3 separate regions of the Homo sapiens genome follow, and regions 1 and 2 are each linked to region 3. Evidence: chromatin loops called from intact Hi-C (ENCODE). Cell type or tissue: PC-9. All regions are shown on one strand.

Region 1 (8,000 bases), 140 kb after region 3:
TGGGGGGTAGGGCCGGGCCGGGGCGGGCATCCCAAGGTCCCCGGTCCTCCACAAGGAACCCCGCTTCTGAGCACATGCCTCTTTCTGTGAGCGCCACCGTTTGTGCTCCGCGGCCTCTGGGCTTCCTTCCCAGCACAGTGGCTGTTCCCCATGCTGGTCCCGGGCTCACTCCAGCAGACCAGTTTCCCGTCTCCACTGCTTTGCTGATTTTCACTGGTACGCTTGGGTCTCCGACCGGGTTTGATTTCCCTGATAGCAAATGCAGGGGTTTTCAAGTATCCCCATTTTACAGAAAATGGGAGACATTGAGACTCAAAGAAGAGCCGGGTGTGGGTTTGGGGGCTAGAGAGCCAGGAATGCGGCTGGGCTCTCCTTGCCATCCTTGGGTGCGTGCTTTCATCCTGCCACTCCGCCAGCACAGATCGCGCTCCTGCTGTGTAAAACCCATGCTGAGGCCGTTGGTGTGGGCTGTGCCCGGGGCCCCTGCACACGCACTGGCCTCGTTGTCCACCGTGCCCGGGGCCCCTGCGCACGCACTGGCCTCATGATTGTCCACCGTGCCCAGGGCCCCTGCACACGCACTGGCCTCATGATTGTCCACCGTGCCCAGGGCCCCTGCACACGCACTGGCCTCATGATTGTCCACTGTGCCCGGGGCCCCTGCGCACGCACTGGCCTCATGATTGTCCACTGTGCCCGGGGCCCCTGCGCACGCACTGGCCTCATGATTGTCCACTGTGCCCGGGGCCCCTGCGCACGCACTGGCCTCACTGCCCACTGTGCCCGGGGCCCCTGCGCACGCACTGGCCTCACTGCCCACTGTGCCCGGGGCCCCTGCGCACGCACTGGCCTCACTGTCCACTGTGCCCGGGGCCCCTGCGCACGCACTGGCCTCACTGTCCACTGTGCCCGGGGCCCCTGCGCACGCACTGGCCTCACTGCCCACTGTGCCCGGGGCCCCTGCGCACGCACTGGCCTCGTGATTGTCCACTGTGCCCGGGGCCCCTGCACACGCACTGGCCTCATGATTGTCCACTGTGCCCGGGGCCCCTGCACACGCACTGGCCTCATGATTGTCCACTGTGCCCGGGCCCCTGCACACGCACTGGCCTCATGATTGTCCACTGTGCCCGGGTCCCCTGCACACGCACTGGCCTCATTGTCCACTGTGCCCGGGTCCCCTGTACTCACACTGAGCGCATTCTACACTGTCATGTGACGATGATGGTGGCGATGGTGGTGCAGCAGCAGGCAGTCACCAGGCAGTTGCCCTTGCCCTCACAATTGCCAGCTTCTCCGCCCTGTGAGATGGGAACTATTGTTCTCCCGTTCTGCAGATGGGAAAACTGAGGCCCAAGAGGTAACCTGAGTTTCCCGTGGCACGCAGCCAGTGCGGGGCAGAGCCGGGGTTAGAGCTCAGATGAGAACATGGAGACCCCCAGGACGAAGGCCTTTGCCCACGGCCACCCTCAGGCTGGCTCCATCTGTCGGGGGTGCTGACCACCAGGAGGTCCTGGGGTTGGGAATTAACCAGGTTATGCCAGCAGGGTCAGTCTGGGAGAAAGGCGGCCAGGCGAGGGCAGCAGCTGTGGGTAGGGGCCTGGTCAGGGGCTTTGTCTCAGGGGTGGGGCTCTAGGCAGCAGCCCAGGTGTGTAGGAGCCTCGGGGCTGTTTTGGCATCAGGCGACAGAGCGGCCTCATCCGGAGGGTCAGGGCCATGCATCTCTTCTGGAGGCCCCGCCAGACCCTGCTCATCCCCTCTTCCTTCTCGCCCTGCACAGCCACTGTCAACAACAGCTCAGACACCGAGAGCATCCCCTCTCCTCACACTGAGGCCGCCAAGGACACAGGGCAGAATGGGCCCAAGCCCCCAGCCACCCTGGGCGCCGACGGGCCACCCCCAGGGCCACCCACCCCACCACCGGAGGACATCCCGGCCCCCACTGAGCCCACCCCGGCCTCTGAAGCCACCGGAGCCCCTACGCCCCCACCAGCACCCCCATCGCCCTCTGCACCTCCTCCTGTGGTCCCCAAGGAGGAGAAGGAGGAGGAGACCGCAGCAGCGCCCCCAGTGGAGGAGGGGGAGGAGCAGAAGCCCCCCGCGGCTGAGGAGCTGGCAGTGGACACAGGGAAGGCCGAGGAGCCCGTCAAGAGCGAGTGCACGGAGGAAGCCGAGGAGGGGCCGGCCAAGGGCAAGGACGCGGAGGCCGCTGAGGCCACGGCCGAGGGGGCGCTCAAGGCAGAGAAGAAGGAGGGCGGGAGCGGCAGGGCCACCACAGCCAAGAGCTCGGGCGCCCCCCAGGACAGCGACTCCAGTGCTACCTGCAGTGCAGACGAGGTGGATGAGGCCGAGGGCGGCGACAAGAACCGGTGAGTGGGCGCCAGGCAGCCCTAACCTTGGCTTTTGTCTGCAGACACTGAGCAGCGACTACCTACTTAGACAGCCGCACCCAGTCTGGCTCTGCCTGCTTTGGGGGAGCCCGAGGTGTGGTTAGGGAGGCAGACTTGGAGTAGAGTCCAGGAATGAGAGATGCAGGCCAGGAAGGGGCGGAGGTGTGGCCGGGAGGACCTCCCCAGGAGGTGACATCCAAGCTGAGACCCGGACAGAGGAGGCAGCCCTGGGCAGCGCTAGGGAGAGAGTGTGCCAGGCAGCCTGCTCGCTTCCTAGGGCCGCCCTCACAAGGTAGTTCGAGCCAGGTGGCTTTTAACAAATACAGTCCTGGAGGCCAGGAGCCTGGGGGCACCATGCAGGCCGAGACGCAGCCTCCGAGCCTCTGGGCAGATCCATCCCGCCTCTTCCAGCTCCTGGCCGCTGCTGGCGGTCGTGATTGCTGGCATGCCACTCCGTCTTTGGCTCTGCTGTCACATGACCTTCGCCCTGTGCATCTCTGTGTCCACACTTTCTTCTTCTGAGGACACCAGGCATTGGATGGGCAGCTGTCCTAATCTAGTGCAGCTTCATCTTAACTTGATTATATCAGCAAACAGTCTATTTCCAAATAAGGTCACATTCACAGAGACCCTGGGTTAGGACTTGAATGTACCTTCTCTGGGGGGACACAGTTCTACCCTCAGCGTGGTGGGAACAGCAAGTGCGAAGGCCCGAGGTGGGAATGAGCTTGGTGGATTCAGGTGCCAAAGGGTGGCTCAGGGAGGGGGCAGCCTGGCAGGACGGGGGGCAGCTCTCACGGGGGTGGGGGCACTGAGTCACGCCCTGGCAGGTGGGGGCTGCATTTTGTTCTCAGGGCAGTGAGAAGGCCTTTACGAGCCTCTCCCAAGAGAGCCAGATGTGATTTACCCATGAAACCATGTGGGGGATTTGCTGGGAGTGAGAGGCACAGTCAGGAGGCAGCTGCAAGTGCCCTGGGGCTGGTGATGGAGATGCGAGCGTGGTGGCCGTGGGGTTGGGGAAAAGCCACAGGTTCAACATGTTTTTGGTGGCTCATCTCCCATCAGCCAAGGGTCCAGGGCTCAGGATCACAGGTGATCACCTTGGATCACAGGTGCAGAGGTTCCCCTTGCAAATTCCTCTCCAGCTGGGGTGGCCTGGAGGACCCCAGTGTCGTCCTGTTTGGGTGTTGATGTCTCTGAGGTGTGTTCTTTCCTTTCTGGCCTCTGTCTTTGCTCCTGGCCTGGGTGACCCCACATCCCTGAGAATGCCACCTTTTACCCATTTTCAGCACAGATGCTTTGGGCCTCAAGGCCTCCAGCCCAGAACCAAAGATGGCTACCCAAGTTAGGGCCAATCTCGGTTGGCAGAGGGCAGACCCGCGGAGACTGCGTCCTGCTCACATCTGGATGGCTGGAGGAATTGTTTTCTGGTGGGGCAGGCAGGCCATTTTATTTCAACTACAGTGTGGTCTGTTTTCTCCCCTCCCAAGTCCCTTGGAATGGTCCTGGGCAGAGCAAGCGAGGGAGGAAAATCAGACCCGCAGGGTCATGCGGGGCCCTTGTCTCTGCCCTGGGGTTCACCCTGGGCCATGTTAAAGGGGGAAGTCCTAGGACATTCCCTAGGAACTGAGGTTCACCCGGATCTCTATAGGTTCCACAAAACAAAATCTCAGGGTCCCCAGGAACCACTGCCAACAGGAACCGCGCCCATGCGTGTGAGAAGTGGACGGCCTGACCCTGACCCTGTGATGAGCAAAGGCCTGGCCTGCGGGTTTCTGAGGGCACCAAATCCCTGAGCTTCTTGCCCGACAGTCCCAGCTTGGAAAACAGTGTTCATGGTGTGGCTGGGTCTGCCCTGGAGGCAGGCAGCCAGGGCCATTGTGCCTGGATAGCGGGGTCAGGGCAGACGGCTCCCCGCCCCGCTCCTGCTGGCTGTGGGGACAGAGTCATAGAAACACATGTTTCTGCCTTCGCCGGGGGACCGCTGAGGTCATGGGGCAGCCCCATTGATAAGCTGCCTCCCAGAGTCTGTATTTTGGGTCCATGTGGCTGGCCCCGGACTGGGGAGCCGGGGGATCAGCTTGCATCCTGTCCGTCCCCAGAACACTCAGGCTAGGCCTGAGGCCCCGCAGGGCACTTGCAGCCTCCCGTCCTCTCCCCTGCAGCCCCGCCCAGGGCCGTGTCCTCCCTCCCCGAGCTGGGCCTGGCGTACGTCCACCCCTTGCCCAGTGTCCAGCACACAGCCCCCGGGTGCAGGAGTCCTCGGCTGGGAGTCAGGACACCTGGTTTGTCCCGCCCTGTGCGACTAGGCCCAGGCCCCCGCCCTTGGGGCCTGCTTTGCCCTCTCAGTGAACGAGGCTGGACTCTGGCCAGCCTGCTGACCTCGTCCTGGCCGGCAGCCCGCCACCCCTCCCTCTGCCGGCCACGACTGCGCAGGGCCGGGCGGACGCTGGAGGACGCGGACGAGATGCGTCAGAGTAGGCCCTGGCAGCCAGGGCCTCCCGGGAAGGGCTGGTGGGACGGGCGGGCCCCCCAGGCGACCCCTGCTCCTGGCTGCCCGCCCAGTATCATCCCTCCTGCCTGGCAGCCCCAGTGGGGGAGCTCTGTGTTCCTGGATGGACGCAAGATGACTCTCATCTGGCCCCCCGCCCCGGTGACTTTGGGAGAGAGAAAATCACATTCTCCTTCGGCCCGCTGGCACTTTCTTCGAGGTGGCTCTGCCTGGGTGTTTTCTTGGCAGACGACCAGAGATAGTGGCTTCAATTGCAAAACCCCGAGCCTGCCTGCCTTCCCCTCTCTTACTCTTCAGAGAAGGTGCCTGGGTGCTTTTTTGGCAGGGCCTGGCCTTGGGAGTCCCCTCCCCCAAGCCTCAGTTTTCTCATCTGTAAGGTGGGCGTGGATGGCTTATTGCAAGAATAACTCAGTTAATGACGGGCCACAGTGGGCGCTCAGAGATTAGCTGCCCTCCTTTGGATCTGCTTTGGGACACCCCCTAGAGGTCACCCCAAGAGGGGGCTGGAGTGCAGCTCCTTCAGCTGTCCCTCTGGCATTTTGGAAGATCATAACAGCAATTTCACCTTTGTTACTTTATTCTGCAAGTGACTGATGGCACCAGCATGCGCCAGGCGCCGGGGGCGCTGGAAACTGCACAGACAAGGCCCTGACTCCAGGCACTTACATTCTAGTGAGGGCATGGAGAAGGAAACCATTGTTTACGGGATGAGTGGGTGATGGGCAGATGGGGCATGGGGAGCAGGGGAGAGTGGGCTGGTCAGGCAGGGAGGGCCTCTGGGGAGGTGACATTGGAGGGCAATGAGAGCCTTAGTGTGAGGGAAAGCCAGACCCCCTGGGAACCACCAGTGCAAAGGCCCTGTGGCCGCATGAGCGTATGTCCAGTGGACAGCAGAGAGGCCTATAGCAGGGTGTAGAGTGGAGTGAGCAGCCCAGGGCAGAGAGGGCGGAGAGGTCAGAGAGGTGGGCAGGCCCCACGGGTGGAAGTGACGGGTCAGGGTTTTATCTTGGGGCCTTGGAGAGGCAAGGGATGCCTGTTCACAAACCAGCCCTCCCTCTCCCTCCTAGCCCTAGGATGGTGGCAAGGATTGTCCCAGCTTGATGACCATGGGGAAACTGAGGCAAGGGCTGGGTGGAGAGGGGATGTACTGTTGCAGGCCCAGCATGTTCCGATGAATGTCCCCAGGCCCTTATTCCCCCTCTCGTGCCCTGCCCCCCAACCGGCCTTCATGAGTGGGAAGGAAAATGACAGTGAGGAGAAGGTGGCCCGACCCACTCGGCCCCACGTGCTGGTCACCAGCATCCCCACGCCCACCCACGGACAGCCCTTGAAGCTTTCGTCTCCACTCTCCAGATTGAGAAACCGAGGCACAGTTGGCTAAGTCACATGGTCAGAGAGGGGATCCGAGCCTTTGCTCGCAACTGCAGGGCTGGGTAGGCAGGGTGGGGCCCCTCCCAGACACATACTCTGTGCCAGGCCCTGAGAGTCCCCGCCCCACCCAGGCCGCCAGAAAGGAAAATAGAAGTGGCTGCCTTCCAAGAAAACAAAGGAGAGAGGCCGGTCGCGGTGGCTCATGCCTGTAATCCCAGCACTTTGGGAAGCCAAGGTGGGTGGATCATTTGAGGTCAAGAGTTTGAGACCAGCCTGACCAACATAGTGAAAGCCTGTCTCCGCTAAAATACCAAAAAATTAGCCAGGTATGGTGGCGTGTGCCTGCAATCCCAGCTACTAGGGAGACTGAGGCAGGAGGATCACTTGAGCCCAGGAAGCAGAGCTTGCAGTGAGCCAAGATTGTGCCACTGCACTCCAGCCTGGGCAACAGAGCAAGACTCTGTCTCCAAAAAAATAAATAAATAAATAAAATAAAACAAAGAAGGGAGAGTGGAGGGTGGGGAGAGCCAGCCAGGAGGGCTTCTGGAGGTGGCGCTCCTCCAGCATGGCTACGGGACAAGGGGCGGTCAGATGGGCCCTGAGCTCTGAGCGTTTTCCACCTTCCTCCTCCACTATTGGTGGCCGCTCCCTCTGGGGGCTTAGGACTCTCGTTCCCCTCGAGAACTTGAACCCAGCCCTTGTGCTGGCTGCTGCCTTCTTTACCCATGAGAGAGCTCTGGCTGGGATCAGAAGACCTCTTGTAAACTATAAAGTGGTACCTCCATGACCACAGTCCCCACTTGCTCTGGGGGCTCAAGAAGGGTTTGGGCCTCTGTGTGTGCCCCCCAGAGGGTACCTGCTGAGAGCTTCTGGGCAGCAGCCCCTGCCCCCGCTCACCCCCTGCCAATCTGACTGCCCACACCCTACTAGGTGAGGGGCCACAGGGAAACCAAGGCACAGGGAGCACTCAGGCCCCACATAGAAAACGCGAGCTCTCGGGCAGACTGCATGGGACAGTGGCACCTCATGTTTTGTGTGTGTTATAAAGTCATATTTTTATCTCTATAGAATTATCTTTACACATATACAAACGTTTGCATTTCAACCTTAAAATTTATATTTTATTTTTCTATTTGTACACACATATAAAAATATTATTTTTACTGTTCATAGAGAAAATACAGCTGATACGTCGAACCCTTTATGGCTAGCATATAGTATGGTCCTCATTTCATTTTGTAACCGTTATTAAGATATCATTCATATACCATACATTTCACCATTGAAAGCGTATCATTTAGGCTAGGCACAGTGGCACACACCTGCAATCCTAGCTCTTTGAGTGGCTAAAGCAGGAGGATAGCTTGAGCCCAGGAGTTCAAGACCAGCTTGGGCAACATAGAGAAACCTTGGCTCTACCACAAAAAAGAAAAAAATGCAAAAATCAGTCAGGTACGGTGATGTGTGCCTTTAGCTTCAGCAATTCCGGAGGCTGAGGTGGGAGGATTGCGTGAGCCCAGGGGGTCAAGGCTGCAGTGAGATTACAGCACTGCACTCCAGCCTGAGTGACATAGCAAGACCCTGTCTCAAAAAAAACGTGTATCATTCAGTTCTTCTTAGTATATTCAGTGTTATACTAAGAAAGAAACCCTATGCCCATCACTAGTCACCCCTATCCTCCCTCCTCCCAGCCCTGGCACCCACTCATCTCCTTTCTGTCCCCGATG
Region 2 (8,000 bases), 220 kb before region 3:
CATCTCTCAGCTTTTGCCGTGTCACTTTGGGTGAATTCTCAGGCCAGCAAGCCAGACATTCCTGAGATAGCCACCAATTCCGTTAAACAACAATCTGTGAGCCAGGCAGGCCCTGGTGGTCAGCTATTTAGCAACCATTCCCTTCTTTTCCTCTCAAATGGTCTGGATTTTATTTAGGGGGTGAGTCTCCCTGTCCCAGGGAATTGATTGTGATAGATCTAAGGGAATCCTGTTTCTTCTTGGTCTAGGGTGGGCATGAGACCAAGCTCTAGCAAGCAAAATGTTAGGGAAACTCGGCTGGGGGCAGATTTTAATAAGAGAGAAACGAGAAGAAAGTGCCTCTTGCTGCCTCTCTTCCTTCCTGCTTGGCTCACTGGGTGAGGGTGAGGGTGTGTTGTCTGGAGCCACAGCAGCCACTTTATGACTATGAGGGAAAACAGGGCTGACCCACTGAGAATGGTGGAGCAGAAAGCTGGGAAGCTCCTAGGTTCTTGATGATTTTATGGGGTCAAAATCATCCTGAAACTGCCTTTCCCTAGGCCTTCTGTTACATGAGTGTCTTAGTTCAGGCTGCTGTTATACCAGCAGTCCCCAGCCTTTTTGGCACCACAGACCAGTTCTGTGGAAGACAATTTTTCCACGGCCTGTCGGTGGGGAGGATGGTTTCAGGATGAAACTTCCACTTCAGACCACCAGGCATTAGATTCTCATAAGGAGCAGTCAACCTACATCCCTCGCATGCGCAGTTCACAATAGGGTTTGTGCGTCTATGAGAATCTAACGCCGCCACTGATCTGAGAGGAGGCGGTAATGCTCGCTCGCCCGCTGCTCACCTCCTGCTGTGCGACCCAGCTCCTAACAGGCCATGGACTGGTATTGGTCTACGGCCCAGGGGTTGGTGACCCTTGTGTTATACAATATCATAGACTGGTGGCTTATGAACAACAGAACTTTATTGCTCAGGCTGGGTGCGGCGGCTCATGCCTGTAATCCCAGCACTTTGAGAGGCCAAGGTGGGCAAATCGCTTGAGCTCGGGAGTTTGAGACCAGGTTGGGCAACGTGGTGAAACCTTGTCTCTACAAAAAATGCAAAAAATATTAGCTGGGCACGGTGGTGCACACCTGTAGTCCCAGCTACTTGGGAGACTGAGGTAGGAGGATTGTTTGGGCTTGGGAGGTCAAGGCTGTAGTGAGCTGTGGTCATGCCACTGCATTCCAGCCTGGGCAATAGAGTGAGACCTTGTCTCAAAATTTTTTTTTTTTTGTCACCCAGGCTGTAGGACAGTGGCATGATCTTGGTTCACTGCAACCCCAGCCTCCCCAGGTCAAGCGATTCTCCTGCCTCAGCCTCCTGAGTAGCTGGGATTACAAGCATGTGCCACCATGCCTGCCTCATTTTTTTGTAGTTTTAGTAGAGATGGGGTTTCACCATGTTGGCCAGGCTCGTCTCAAACTCCTGACCTCAGGTGATCCACCCTCCTTGGCCTCCCACAGTGCTGGGATTACAGGTGTGAGCCACCGTGCCCAGCCAACCAGCTAGTTCTTAAAAAGTCATTTACTCAGGGGAGCCTGCCCTGATTCTCTCTCCACAAGAACAGGTCACGCTTTTCTGCCTCACAGTTTCCTGGCCTCTCATGCACTGAAAGGCCCTGTAACCCCACAGCTGTTAAATGTCAGTCTCACCCCTGAACCTGGACATACCAGAGGAGCAGCGACTATGCTTGTTTTTGCTCCTGGCACAGTGCCCAGTGCTTCATGGGTCCTCAACAAATATTTGTTGAAAGCATGAATGAATATTCCGAACCTTAGAGATCTCACAGTCCAAAATCAAAATGCAATACTCCAGCAGCAGCTAGCATGACTGAAATGAAAAAGACTGATGCCCTCCAGCACTGGGAGAATTCAGAGGGCCTGGAACTCACACACAGCTGGAGGGAATGTGAAATCACATAACTACACTGGAAAACAGTTTGGCAGCTTCTTAAGTTAATCATACACTTCCAGTATGACCCAGTGATCCCACTCCAGGTATTCACCCAAGAGAAATGACAGCGTCTGTCTACACAGAGACTTGTACACAAATGTTCATTGCTGCTTTCTTGTCATAGCCAAAAACTGGAAATAAACCAACAGCCCATGAGCAGGCGAGTGGGTCAGCACACGGTGGTATATCCTTACAATGAACTATTGATGTGCATGACAACATAAATAATATGGTCTGGCTGTGTCCTCACCCAAATCTTATCTTGAATTGTAGCTCCCATAATTTACACAGGTTGTGGGAGGGACCCGGTGGGAGAGAATTGAATTGTGGGGCAGTTTTCCCCATGCTATTCTTTTGGTAGTGAATAAGTCTCATGAGATCTGATGGTTTATAAGGGGTTTCCCTTTTTGCTTGGTTCTCTTTCTCTCTTGTCTGCCACCATGTAAGATGTGCCTTTCACCTTCTGCCATGATTGTGAGGCCTCCCCAGCCTCATGGAACTGTGAGTCCATTAAACCTCTTTTTCTTTATAAATTACCCAGTCTCAGGTATGTCTTTATCAGCAGCGTGAAAATGGACTAATACAATAAATGACTCTGAAAATACCTACGCTGAGTGAGAGAAGAGCTGGGCAAGAAAAGAGGACATTTTGGGAATGAACTGGGGGCGGGGACAGAGGATTCAGAGTGGAAGTCCTAGTTATTACAAAGCCCCACGAGGTCGTGGGGTCTGGCCCTGAGACTGTTCTGGTTTCCTTTCCTATCTCTTCTCCCAACCTCTGTCCACTCCAGCCCGCTCGGCCTCTGCTCTGCTTCCTGAGTACACCAGGCATGCTTCTACCTCAGGGCCTTCACACTGGCTGTTCCCTCTGCCTGGGACCCTCTTCCACCAGACCCAAACGTGGCACAGATCTCCACTGCCTTCAAGTCTGCCAAACATCACCTCTTCCGAGAGGCCTATCCAAATCTCTTCTCTAGCTAAAAGCACTCCCAACCTGCCTTTAGTTTCTGTGTTCTTTCTTGGCATTTACTATCAGGTGGATGTATGCATGCACACCTACCCCCAATATGGACGTGTCTCAAAATAATTTGCTAAATGAAAGAAGCCAGTCAAGGAAAGAGGACCTACTGTGAGATTCTGCTGACATGAAATGATGCCATTTACACATAGTTTCATTGTCTCCTCCATTTATTTCATTAATTAATTTATTTTTTGGAGATGGAGTTTTGCTCTGTTGCCCAGGCTGGAGTGCAGTGGCACAATCTCGGCTCACTGCAACCTCCACCTCCCAGGTTCAAGCGAGTCTCCTGCCTCAGCCTCCAGAGTAATTGGGATTACAGGCGCCCGCCACCACACCCGGCTAATTTTTGTATTTTTAGTAGAGACGGGGTTTCACCATGTTGGCCAGGCTGGTCTTGAATTCCTGGCCTCATGTGATCCGCCAGACTCTGCCTCCCAAAGTGCTGGGATTACAGGCATGAGCCACCGCGCCCGGCCTGTCTCCTCCATTTAAAACGGCATTGGCCAAAATAATAGCCACTGGTCACGTGTGGCTATCAGGCACTTGAAATGTGGCTATCAGGACGGAGGAACTGAATTTTATGTCTTCATATCTTTGTTTTAATTAGTTTAAATTAAAAATTAAAAACCGAAGCAGTTTTGCCAGTGTGGATGTGAATATTAAAGGAAGATGATTTTTTGATACTCAGTTCTTGGAGACTTTTAAGTCTCTATGGAACAACTTCAGTAGATTAATGTACCTTTTCAACTGTCAGTTTTATGGAATCAAAATGCAGATCAAATATTTCCGATGAGAATTTAGTGTCCACATTGAGATGGGCTCTAAGTGTGGAATACACAGTGGGTTTCAGAATGTTAGGATGAAACAAATGCATGTAAATAGCTCACAGATTAATTTTTTATGTGGTGTGCATGCTGAAATGATAATATTTTGGATCAATTAGATTAAATTAAAATTAATCTCTTTTTTCATTTTTTATTTTTATTTATTTATTATTTTCAAGACAGAGTCTTGCTCTGTTGCCCAGGCTGGAGGGTGGCAGCATGATCAAGGCTCACTGTAGCCTCAACCTCCCAGGCTCAAAGGATCCTCCTGTCTCAGCCTCCCAAGTAGCTGGGACTACAGGTGCAGGTGTCACCATGCCCTGATAACTTTTAAAATTTTTTTGTAGAAATGGGGTCTCATTGTGTTTCCCAGGCTGGTCTTGAACTCCTGGGCTCAAGTAACCCTCCCGCGTCGGCCTCCCAAAGTGTCGGGATTACAGGCGTGAGCCAAGGAGCCCAGTCACATTTTTTTCCCTTTTTTTTTTTTCTTTTTTAACGTGGCTACTAGGAAATGTTAAATTCTACCTGTGGGTGGCATTATGTTTCTACTAGACAGGCTGCCCTGGAGCATCAACTCAATGAGGACAGGGAGTGATCGGCTCAGCTTCCTTCTTTTTATTTATTTATTTGAGACAGTCTCATTCTGTCACCCAGGCTGGAGTACAGTGGCACGATCTAGGCTCACTGCAACCAACCTCCGCCTCCCAGGCTCAAGCGATTCTCCTGCCTCAGCCCCCTGAGTAGCTGGGGTTACAGGCGCCCGCCACCATGCCCGGCTAATTTTTGTATTTTTAGTAGAGACAGGGTTTCACCATGTTGGCCAGGCAGGTCTCGAACTCCTGACCTCATGATCTGCCCACCTCGGCCTCCCAAAGTTCTGGGATGACAGGTGTGAGCCACTGCGCCTGGCCTCAGCTCCCTTTTTTAGTGTCAGCATCTAGAACCCGGCCTACTGTGTGCCCTGGGAGTCTTGGTTCTTCCCAGTGGAAAGGACTGTCTTTAATTTGCTGACCGTGGGCATCTGGCCTTGTAACCAGGCCACTCCCAGCCTACGGGCAGAACGGAGCTGCTGGGAGGACACAGGCAGGGTGACTCAGTTCCCGTGCTGGAAAGAGGAACTTGGGTGTCTGCTCCGGACCTTGTCATCTCTGCCCCGGAGTGGCTCCTACCAGGTGGCGCTGGCCAAGCGCCTTTCTTTCCCCTGCCCGCCCCAGGGCCGGTTGCTGAACCTCCTCCCTGTTGGCTGCGGAAATGGTTTGCATCATTTTTGTGCCTGAGGCCTGGGGGCGTGTGAAGTTCAGATCCACTGGAAGGCAATCAGCCTTTGTCCTTGTTCATGAAACACGAATCAATACCGCATTGATCGAAAGTAGACTGGGCTTCCTCTCCAAATGCCTCCGAGCAGGAATTGCTATACCCGAGGTGGAGCAGGGAGAGAGAAAAGCTGGGACACTGGCTGGATGAGGATTTGTGCTTATTGGCTTTTTTTGTTTTTAACAGGCTAAAACTTGTGGTTTACTGCAATATATACATCACAGAAAATTTACCATTTTAGCCATTTTTAAATGTACAATTTGGCAGCACGAAGCACACTCACATTGTTGTGCAACCATCACCACCATCCATTTCCAGAACTTTTTCATCCTCTCAACTCACTGGCGTTTAAGACTTGGGGGAAGCCGGGGTGGGGTGGGGGTGGGTTCTGGTGGGGGAGGGGCTGACACTAGGGGATCATGGGAGAATCCGGGCGACCCAGCATGCACTGGGTTTCTTCCGGGGCATCTATCTGGGTGCAAGACTTCAGGAAAAGCAGGAACAGTCACATGTGGATAACTCCAGCTTGGCTTCATACAGGGGCCATTTTCAAAAGTGTGGGCAGGAATAGAGGAACCCTGGGCTGGAAATGGAGGTGATGCCACCACCCCTGGGCTGGAAGGGAGGAGGGAAGGGATAGTTCCAGAAAGCCAGGAGGAGAGGGAATGTAGCAGGAGCTGTATGGAGAGGAGAGGGGCCCTTGAGTGGCCTGAGGGAGCCCTTGACCTCACTCATGTCCTGCCGGGCTACCCCGTGCCAAGTCCAACCAGAGGCAGAGAGCAGTGGGCTGTGGAAGTGGTTAAGGTGGGTCAGCTTCAGGGGCAGAGGGCCAGTGGAGAAAGGAAGAGAGAGATCTCTCGGACAAACAGAAGATGCCAGCACACAGGGTCTGATTCGTTTCTTGGTATAGTGAGCACCTGAGTCTGTCTCCATAGCCTCTGCTCCTCCTCCTTCGGGCAAAATGTCCTGATTTCCATGGGGGATCCAACCTTCCGCTCTTGGTCCAGAGACGGTGCACCCAACTCCAGGCCAGTGATTTGGATCTGAGCCAACTGGCTTACTGCTGTCCCCATATGGTTTAAGATGGCCAATCAAGGTTGATCTTGGAGCATTTGCTGTATGTAGTACCCTGAAGGAACATCTCTTTCCTGCTGGACTCAGGCCTGGGGGATGTGGCATAAAGCTCCTGGTAGCCGTCTTGCCACCATGTGACGTCTATTAATAAAACCAACATGGAGGAGAGGGCAGGCCAGAGAGAGAAGGAGATACCCAAGCCTGATGACATTAGCCAAGCCCCTGGATCCAGCTATGCCTGAAGCTGATGCTATTCCTAGAATTTAAATTGCTTCAGCCAATAAACCTCCCTATTTGCTTAAACCCATTTAATTTGCACTGACTTGCAGGAAAGATTCCTCACATTATCAGTTTTTCCTTTTTTTTTCTTTCATTTTAAGCAAGCTATAGTCTAGTTCTGGCATTCTCAGGGATTTTTTAAAAGTTCAGCAAGAATGCTGAATAAGCAGCAGATGTGGATAGCAGCAAGCCGTCTTCTGCTTCTGATCTTTCGGGTCAGCATTATTTTACTATCGAGCCAAGCAATGGGTCTGGAGAGGGTGGAGGTCCACCAGGGCCTGTCCTGCTGAGCTGAATGCGGCAAAGTGAAGGTGAGTGCTGTTCACCTCCGTCCTGGCATCTGGTGCCCCAGAGGAGGTGGTCTGCTTCTCATTTTTCACAGGGGCCTGAACAACCTGCACCCTTCACTGAGTCTCAGTGTTTGCCTTTGCAAAATAGGCTAACAAGAGGAAGAAAAAAGAAAATGCCCAGCATCCGGGCCCTGGTAATCCCCGGAGAGGTGACGGAGTGCAGGGTTAAGAGAACAGCACGGGCTCTGGACTTGAGTTCCAGCTCCCAGCTAAGCCACTTCCTAGCTGTGCAGCCTTGGACACACTACTTCACCTTTCTGTGCCTCAGTTTCCTAGCCTAGAAAATGAGGATGATAACATTTCTTCACTCATCGGATTATCAGGACTTATCAGTGCCTTTAATATATCAATGAGCATTGTGAATTTCTTCACTTACCGGTTTGTCATGGGGACCAAACGACTACAGACAAACAAAGCCCTCAGAGCAGTGTCAGAAACGTGGTAAGCACTCGGTAAACAGCAGCTGCTGTTTTTACCCAAAGACTGGTAGACAAGGTTACTATTGGCAATGTTTATCGTCTCTCACACTCTCAGCAATTCTCTATAAAATCTCACTGAGGGCCGGGCGCGGTGGCTCACACTTGTAATCCTAGCACTTTGGGAGGCCGAGGCGGGCGGAGGTCGGGAGATCGACACCATCCTGGCTAATACGGTGAAACCCCTGTCTCTACTAAAGATACAAAAAATTAGCCGGTCGAGGTGGCGGGCGCCTGTAGTCTCAGCTGCTTGGGAGGCTGAGGCAGGAGAATGGCGTGAACCCGGGGGGTGGAGCTTGCAGTGAGCCGAGATCACGCCACTGCACTCCAGCCTGGGCGACAGAGCGAGACTCCGTCTCAAAAAAAAAAAAAAAAACTCACTGACGTCCCTCCCAATGTATCTAAGGACCGTTTGCCTCTTGCTGCTCACCCAGCACCAAACAAGTTATCTAACCACCCAGTGCCTCAGTTTCCTCATCTGCAAAATGGGGCGTTAACAGTTCTTACTTCACAGGGTTCTCATTAGGAGGAGTTGAGAAGCCACCAAGCTGCGCTTACATAGCTCGCAACCCATGTTCGTGCAAGGGCTGAGTGCTAGTATTAATAACAGCATTACATTAATAACATTATAATATAGCATATAATATATATAACATAATATTAATAACAACATTATATT
Region 3 (8,000 bases):
TTGGTCCCTTGGACATCCCAGGGGGTCCAGGCAGAGTTTGCTTTGTGCCTCAGGATCACAGAGGGCTCCAGAGCATCCCAGGCTGGGGGACACGTGGTGCCTGCAGGGCCTGTGGGGGCCTCATGACTGAGCTGCTGTAAGGGTGTTCCTGTCATCAGAGTGGCGTGGTGGAGGCTTGTGTCCCGTGGGCATGGGTCGTAGCTTAGGGTCTGGAGAGATGGGGGTGGGATAGGGTTTGGGGGCATCCAGCCTCATGAGCCTCTTCTTTGCTGTTCTTTGGGGCCCCTGATCATGGGCCTGCCTCAGGACCTTTGCACTGGCTATAACCTTTTTTTTTTTTTTTTTTTTTGAGACAAAGTCTCACTCCCCCAGGCTGGAGTGCAGAGCTGTGGCCACCTTTCTTTCAGGTTCAAGCGATTCTCCTGCCTCCTGAGTAGCTGGGACTACAGGCGCATACCACCATGCCTAATTTTTGTATTTTGAGTGGAGACAGGGTTTTGCCATGTTAGCCAGGCTGGTCTTGAACTCCTGACCTCAAGTGATCCACCTGCCTCGGCCTCTCAAAGTGCTAGGATTACAGGCATGAGCCACCACACCCGGCCTGGCTGTAACCTCTTCTGGGAACACCCTTTCCTGAGACCTTCAGCCTCCCTGATATAGGCCTCTGCTAATGGCGCCTCCTGAGAGAGGCCTGATGTCAGTTGTGACTCCCTGTGACACCTTCACTACTCCTTGTAACACTGTCACCACCAGGGTCTGCGGTATGCCCATCACCCCTGTCCCCACCTTGTTTTAGTCTATTTGGACTGGGTGGCTCACAAACAATAGAACTTTATTGCTCACAGTTCTGGAGGCTGGATGTCCAAGACCAAGATGCTGGCAGATTTGGTGTCACATGGGACGAGGGCCCGTTTCCTGGTTCATAGATGGTGGCTTCTCCCAGGAAGAGGGGCAGGGCGGCTTTCTGGGGGCACCAATCCCACTCATGACAGCTCATCACCTCCCAGAAGCCCCACGCTCTGACATCATCCCGTGGTGATTAGGTCTCAACATGCAGATTTTGGGGGGACATAAACATTCACACTCCAGCACCCCTCCATCCAGGATTTTGTTCATCTTTGTCACCGCTGTGTCCCCAGCACTGGGTATGTAGCAGGCACTTAGGAGACAGTTGTGCCTGACTCAGTGTCTTCCACGGGGCCTCAGCCTGTCCCCTCCCCATAAATGGGGCCTCTCTGGTGAAGGAGGCCCTGCATTTTGGGGATGATTTGGAAAACCAGGAAAAGTTCTCATGCTTTTTCTCTGACTGCCACTGGGGTACCCACCAAGCATCCCAAGAGAGCTACCCCTCCTAGATACAGTCATGAGAAGGAACCCAGGGATGCTGTAGGTACGGGGAGTGGGGGAGGGGTGGTGACAGCCTCAGCCTTGTGTGTTGAGGACCAAGGCGAGGTGAGCATTCCACATACCTTAGTTCATTGTGTCCTTCCCATAGCCTTGTAAAGTCGGCACAGAGTCACCCTCTCCTGATAAGGCACAGAGAGGGTAGGCAGCTTGCTCAAAGACACACAGCTGCAGGCCTGCAGTATTACCAACTGAATGGCATTTCCAAGGCAGTTGCTTCTTTGCTCAAGGTCATGCTTAGCATGTTAAGGGGATCATCCTGTTTCATCCCCAAAAGTCCCTCTACTATCCCTATCTTCCGAGGCGGGTCCTGTTTTCTGGGGATCTGGCTCAGAACTGGCAGGGGCCCGTTTCCCAGGCTGAGAGAGTGCGCCTCATTTAGCCCAGAGCAGAGGCCCAGAGATGCCCACACTTCTGAAGGTTGGGGGTCAGTTTCCAGTGTGGCTTAGAAGTTAGAGGGCAGGAGGGGCACCCCAGAGTGGAGGAACTGCCCTCTTCCTCCGGAGTCGTTCATTTGCATGACAATGAGCCCTTTGTTCCTGAGGCCAGCCTCCTTCCCAGGCTAATAACATAATTCCTGGCCTGTGATGTCATAATGGGCCCTTTCTGTGGCTGGGGTCAGAGGCTGGGTGGGCAGCTGTGTGGGCTGGGCCAGGCCTGCTAATAACCAGGGAGGTGGTGATTGCCAGGGGCCTGTGTGCCAAGCTGCCTCCTTCCAGGGTCTCGCTGAGTCCTCCCGAGAGAGCAGCGGGAGGTGGGATTTGCTCCCCTGTTGACACTGGAGCAAGCTGAGCCTCCAGGAAGCCCTCCCTGGCCCCACCGTTTGTCTGGTCCCCCTCGATGAGCTGCTTCAAGCTTCTTGGCCTGTGGAGTGGGGGTGACTCACTGTCAGTTTGGCCCTCGGCCGAGAGGCGTGGGCGTGAGAGTCCCTTGTTTCCTGTAAACTGGAGGGAGGCCAATACCCAGCGGCTACTGTGTTGGGGCCACTCGGAAAGCCAGGTTCAAACCTTGGCCCCACTTGGTCCCCTGGGCATCGGCTGAACTCCCTGTGCCTCCGTTTCCCCCTCTGCTTCATGGGGTTCCGCTGGGGCTTGGGCTCAGAGCTAGGCAGGGAGTGAGCTTTCAGGAAATGGGCAATGTCAGAAAAGGCGGGGGCTGGTGGAGTGGGGTGAGTGGTGATACCCCCAAGAGTTAGGTCCATGTCCTAGTAACCCAGCCCCTGTCAGAGAGAGACCGTATTTGATAAAAGGGTCTTTGCAGATGTGTTTTGAGATGAGCTCATCCTGGGTTACCCAGGTGGGCCCTGAATCCAAAGACCAGTGTCCTTAGAAGAGACAGAAGAGGAGAGAGCAAGACTACATGAACTACAGGAAGACAAAGGCAGAGATTGGAGGGCTGAAGCCGCAAGCCAAGGAATGCCTGGAGCCACCAGCATCTGGAAGAGGCAGAAAGGAGCCTCCCTTTGAGCTTCTGGAGGGAGTAGGGTCCTGCTGACGCCTTGATTTTGGACTTCCAGGCTCCAGAACTGTTAGAGAATAAATTGCTGTCGTTGGCCGGGCGAGGTGGCTCATGCCTATAGTCCCAGCACTTTGGGAGGCCGAGGTGGGCGCATCACTTGAGCCCAGGATTTCAAGATCAGCCTGGGCAACATGGCGAGACCCTGTCTCTACAAAAAGCACAAAAATTAGCCGGATGTGGTGGCGGCTTGCCTGTAGTCCCACGCTGAGGCAGGAGGATCAATTGAGCCCAGGAGGTCAAGGCTGCAGTAAGCCATGATTGTGCCACTGCACTCCACCCTGGACCACAGAGTGAGACCCTGTCAAAAAATAATAAAAAAATAAAAATAAATCACTGTTGTTTTAAGTTTCCTGGTTTGTGGTCATTTTTATGGCAGCCCTAGGAAATGAACACAGCTGGCGACGCCAGTCTCTGGAGGTGGGGGAACTGGCCCTGGCGGGGGTTGGTACTGTTCCCCACTCCAAGCCTGAGGGTGCAGGACAAGTTTGGGTGGCCGAGAACCCCTTTGTGCCTGGGAGTGCATGAAGCCCCATTCGGGGAGTCTGGACTTTCCAGGAAGGACGCCTTGCTTGAACCTGCCTTTCTTGCCGAGAACCAAATCCACAAGGCCCTAGACCCCACCTGCCGCCTGCTGTTCGCTGTCCCCTCAGACAGCCCTGCTAAGGGGACAGGACCCAGAGGCAGGAGGCTCTCGGATTCTACCCCGGCTTTGCCCCAGGCCCCGGACGCCCTTTCCCCACGCGTCTGGTGACTCCTGCAGAACCCGGGTTGCACTCATCCCCCAGCAAGCCCCAGGTTTGCCGGGTGCCCTTGACAAATGGAGAAACTAGGCCCAGAGAGGGCAGGCTACTTGGCAGAGGCCACACAGCTCCTTAGTGGCACTGACGGCCTTACAGTCTCGCCACGGGGGCTGGCACTGGGGCTTCCAGGAGTGGGGATCAGAGTTCTCGGCCACTTGGAGACCTGGAGTGGAGCCGGCCGGCTGTGTGGACCTGGGGTCAGTTACCTGATATTTGGGACACTCGGCTGCCTTTGATGGACCTGGCCTGGTGTAGGTGGTACCCCGAAATCTGGGCTTTAAGCACACCCTGTCTGTGCTCTCAGCCTCAGTCTCTCTGTTTGCAAACTGGTCTTTGAGCTTCAGCTCCACGTCTGCGATTTTGCTCTTAGCATGTTCATGCATTCAGCAAACATTTATTGAGCACCTGCCATGTGCAGTGTGCTGGGACTCTGGGGGACACAAAGGTGTGACTCTTGCTTCATGGATCTTGTGTTTGGGGCTGTGGGGGGAGAGGAAATGCAGCAGCACAGGTTGGAGTCCAGATTCCGGGTTCTGATGAGGGAGGTCACGGAGCTGGGCCGTGAGGGAGGTGAGGATGTGGCCTTTCGTCTCCTCCTGGGCCCGGGGTGGACAGTGTGCAGCAGGCTCTCAAGTGGACATGGAGATGCCCACAGCCTGTCCGCGGCGGCCCATGGGCACCTCTGGCTGGCAGGACCTGGCCTGGTCTTGTGAGCAGGGACATGGGATGGGAGGGCTGCAAGGCCTGGCTCCAGCCTGGTGGGAGAGACAACAGTCTCCTCTAACCTAAGCAGCAGGCATGGGTATGCTGGTGACAGGGTCCCAGGACACAGTGGGTGAGCTGGACACAGGAGGTGGCTCGCCTGGGTTTGCATCCAGGCTGTGCCCTTGTTGGCTGTGTGACCTTGGGCAAGTTGCTCGGCCTCTCTGTGCCAGTCTCTCCAGCTGTAGAATGGGGATGATAACAGAATCCCTCACGGGGGCGCTGTGAGGAAGGAGTTGGTGCCACCAAGTGTTGTGTTGGGGACTGGCTGTGCCAGTGGCTGCGAGGTGTTCCCTCCCGTGGCTGCTCAGGGCAGCGGCGTGGAAGATGGAAGTGGCATTTGCTCATCTTCCCGCTGCCCTGCTCCTCCCTGTGCAAATAGCCTCAGTCTTCCACCTAGGAAACGGGAGCTGTAACAAGCACATGGCCCCATGGAGGTCGGGAGGAGAAGCGGAGCTGGGGTGCATCAGTGCCTGTGGGGTGGGGGCTTGGGGTCGCCACCTGCTCCAGATTGAGGCCTTGGCTGCCCCCGAGGCCTGGAACAGCCACTTGTTTTACAACCCAGGAAACTGAAGGCCTGGCAGGGATGGCCCCAAGACATGCCCATGGGTACAGCCCATGTGGTGGCTCCTGGCTGCAGACAATGCCTCTTTTTTCTGGCCTGGCGGGAGCAGCCCAGGCTTGCTCAACCTGGCCTAGGTTTATCAGCACATTTGGTTCTGCGGTGCGGCTAGCAGACATTCCCTCCAAGAGAGATCGTGATGTTCCTCCGGAAACCGAGGTCCGGAGGCTCAGGTTACTGTGGGGGGCGGCCGTCGGGGGGTGTGTCTGCCTCTGAGAAGTGACCCAGATCAGAGCTGGGCTGTGCTGGGCAGTGTTCATCTGCAAAGCTGCCGCCTGCTCTTTCACCCATGAGAGCCACTGACAGCTCAGGAAGGGACTGGGAGCCACCCACTTTCCCTTCAGGGTGACACAGGACAGGCCTCTCCCTGGCTCCTGCCTGGCCCCTTCCCCCTACACTGAGTCTGGCCTGGGTCTCCCATTCCATTTCTCTGGCCTCTTCTTGGCTGGCTTTGGACCTGTCCTCACCTACATGGATAAGGGACCTAGCGGGTGGAAGAGATCTGATTCCAGGGAGATCCTATCTGAGAGTTTGTGTTTTAGGAGGGTTGCTATCTTAGGTCTCTTGGTTGCAATGGACAGACTCCCTCTGCCTCCTGCATTTAGCACAAATAGTTCAAGTAACTAAAAAACCTCAGAGAAGCTTCAGGCACAGTTGGGTCCAGGTGCTCCCCACTTTCAGTCCCTGTTAGCCTGAGACTAATAATTGCAGTTCAGTAGCCCCAGTGGAAGGACAGCTTCTTGTTCCCAATATTCCAGCAAATATCATGGGAATGAGTTTTGTTGCCTCAGCTTGAGAGTTCAGAGTTAAGCCCCCCCCCCCCCCACCAAAGCCAGTGCCACTTTGGCTGGAGGGCTGGGTCAGCCTCCCTGAGACCCCAGGACTGAGGGTGCAGGGGGGGTGGTTGCCCAGGGAAATTGGGGTGTGGCATGCACGGAGTGGGGCCGGGTGGGCAGAGACACTGTGTCTTGCTCCCTGTGTTGGAGATGGGGCCAGGTTGGGGTCCCTGCCTGGCCTGCCTTTCATGGCCAGTGTGTGTGTGTCCCATTGGGGTGGAGCAGGTGGCGCCGATGAGTCACTGGGTAAGTTTCATTCCTGTTATATTTAATAGTTGAGGGCCTCTTGGGTCCCCCCTCCAAGCCGTTGCTGGCGCTCCACCTCCTGTCCCCCCATCAGCCCGCTTCAGCTCCCCAGCCTTCCCTCACCTCTCTTGTGGCGTCCAGTGACCACGTCATAAGCCACAGGTCATGTCCTGGCAGCCCCTGGGCTGTATTTGGCTGTCAGACTGATTTATTGGGTTGGTTTTATAGTCAGTGTTTTTTTAGAAATATCGGGAGATGTCTCAAAATTGGGCTTCTTGGCTTTGCTGGAAAGATTTGGATGCCGTGGACCCCCTGCCCCACGTGGACCCTGTTCCAGCAGGGTCTGGAACATCAGGAATGTTTGGGGGCCACATTCCTGGGTCTCTGCTCAGTGTTGGCTGGGGCTGAGCTGCGGTCACCCCCTTCCTGCGGGCCCCTCCCCTCGGCGTGGTGCCTGCCTGGGCCCTTGTGTTCCGGCAGGGTCTTGGGTATCTACAGCTCTCCTCTTGCTTTTTGTCCCTGCCCTTCTTCGGGTGGATCATCCGATCCCAGGTAGACGCTTAGCTTCAGCCGTCGCCACTCCTGGGCGCTGAAGCATTTGTTTACTGTCTGAGCTCCTGGCTGCAGGGGCCATAGGACCTTTTGGGTTCTTGATCACTGTCCCGTCATCAGACATTTATTGATCAATGCCCCTGGGGTAATTGAATGGCCCAGATGCGTCCACTTCTGAGCATTGGACAGAGCTGACGTAAAGTGGATTCTTCCCGTTTAGCCTGGGAGCCCAGGCGGCAGTGGGGTCCTCCCATCCAGGCCCTTTGTGGTCCAGCCTGGCCACTTGCTGGGGGCTGGGATGGGTTGGGGAGGCAGGAGGGGACCCTTGTTGAGTGGGTGGGCTCTGTCGCCCTGGACGCTGCTGCTGGCACAGCTATTCTTAGCAGCAGAAACATTTGTCCTCATTCACATGTGGTGGATGCCTCCAGGGATCTACCCTGAAATACTAGAGGCGACCCCATAAATTCCTCAGAAAGCCATCCTTGAGGGCCTGCGTGCATGGAGGAGAAGCGGGAGGAGGCGTTTCCGGCAGCTGCACAGCTGTGGATGTGTTTGCCAGATGTTGGAGGCAGGGAAGTCGGTGGGAACCTTGCGGAGGCCGCCTTCACACTCGGGGTCTGGGCATGGACATGAGCGGGTGGGACAGAGACTGCAGACTGGTGGGCAGAGAGAAGGGCTCTGGCCCTGGCCTCAAGTTTTGGGGTCCAGGGGCCCCTCTGAAGCAGTCAGCCCTTCCCTGGGCCCTGGCCTTGAGGCCACCTGGGTTGGAGGCAGCTGGCGAGGGGAGAGCTCAGCTTATCGGGCGCTTCCGAGGGATCAGAGGTGCAAGTCGCTGCCCAGCCATGCCCTGTGGCCGTCATGGGGTCCTGAGGTGAGGTGGGCCAGAGACAAGGCCTGGACGCATGCTGCACTCGGCTCTGAGGGCCTGCTGAGTGCCGGGGCCACTGGCAACACTTTGCCTTTTATGGGGGCAGCCTGAGCCTTTGGGGCCACCGCGGAACAACACAAGCACAACACTAGCAATCAGGGAGGTCTCCCTGGAGGAGGTGTTGTTTAATTTTAAATTGTGGTAGATACATATAATGTGAAATTTACCTTCAGCCATTGGTAAGTAGATAATTCAGTAGTGTTAAGAATAGCCATATTGTTTAGCAACCGATCTCCAGCACTTTTCATGTGGCAAAACTGAATCGCTATATCTGTTAAACAGTAACTCCCCCTTCCTCGCTCTCCCCAGCCCCTGGTCCCAGCCATTTTCCT

What was found. Hi-C counts contacts between places; a loop is a spot of excess contacts. Peaks named below come from ENCODE experiments on the same cell type or tissue, not always from the same donor. Only the 100,000 strongest peaks of a DNase experiment are listed, where the experiment ranks them.
Region 1: it touches region 3 in a loop (3-fold over the local background); 15 of 110 quality-filtered maps call a loop at or near these places.
Region 2: it touches region 3 in a loop (3-fold over the local background); 4 of 110 quality-filtered maps call a loop at or near these places.

The regions. Positions count from the first base shown.
Region 1 is chr12:124,366,391-124,374,390 of GRCh38, reverse strand. It overlaps NCOR2 (nuclear receptor corepressor 2), which reads left to right. Exons shown (of 49, transcript NM_006312.6): 22 at 1,781-2,369. Among named protein-coding and RNA genes, the nearest start is that of MIR6880, 33 kb to the right of the region's middle. RefSeq lists an enhancer at 4,805-5,306. In PC-9, no CTCF peak of the experiment used is centred here; DNase peaks (open chromatin) are centred at 4,640 and 5,030; H3K4me3 peaks cover 561 bases; H3K27ac peaks cover 2,957 bases.
Region 2 is chr12:124,724,481-124,732,480 of GRCh38, reverse strand. No RefSeq gene overlaps it. Among named protein-coding and RNA genes, the nearest start is that of SCARB1, 140 kb to the left of the region's middle. RefSeq lists enhancers at 155-758, 759-1,363. In PC-9, a CTCF peak has its summit at 4,380; DNase peaks (open chromatin) are centred at 1,740, 4,390 and 4,990; H3K27ac peaks cover 3,662 bases.
Region 3 is chr12:124,507,167-124,515,166 of GRCh38, reverse strand. The region is part of intron 2 of NCOR2 (nuclear receptor corepressor 2); the gene reads left to right. LOC105370047 (a long non-coding RNA gene) reads right to left here and starts at 1,945. Exons shown (of 3, transcript NR_188646.1): 1 at 1,470-1,945. RefSeq lists enhancers at 1,830-2,124, 1,767-2,315, 2,316-2,864, 6,304-6,413, 5,941-6,526 and 1 more and a silencer at 6,588-6,802. In PC-9, CTCF peaks have their summits at 4,701, 5,973 and 6,178; DNase peaks (open chromatin) are centred at 1,976, 2,296, 4,796, 5,226 and 1 weaker place; H3K4me3 peaks cover 1,039 bases; H3K27ac peaks cover 4,799 bases.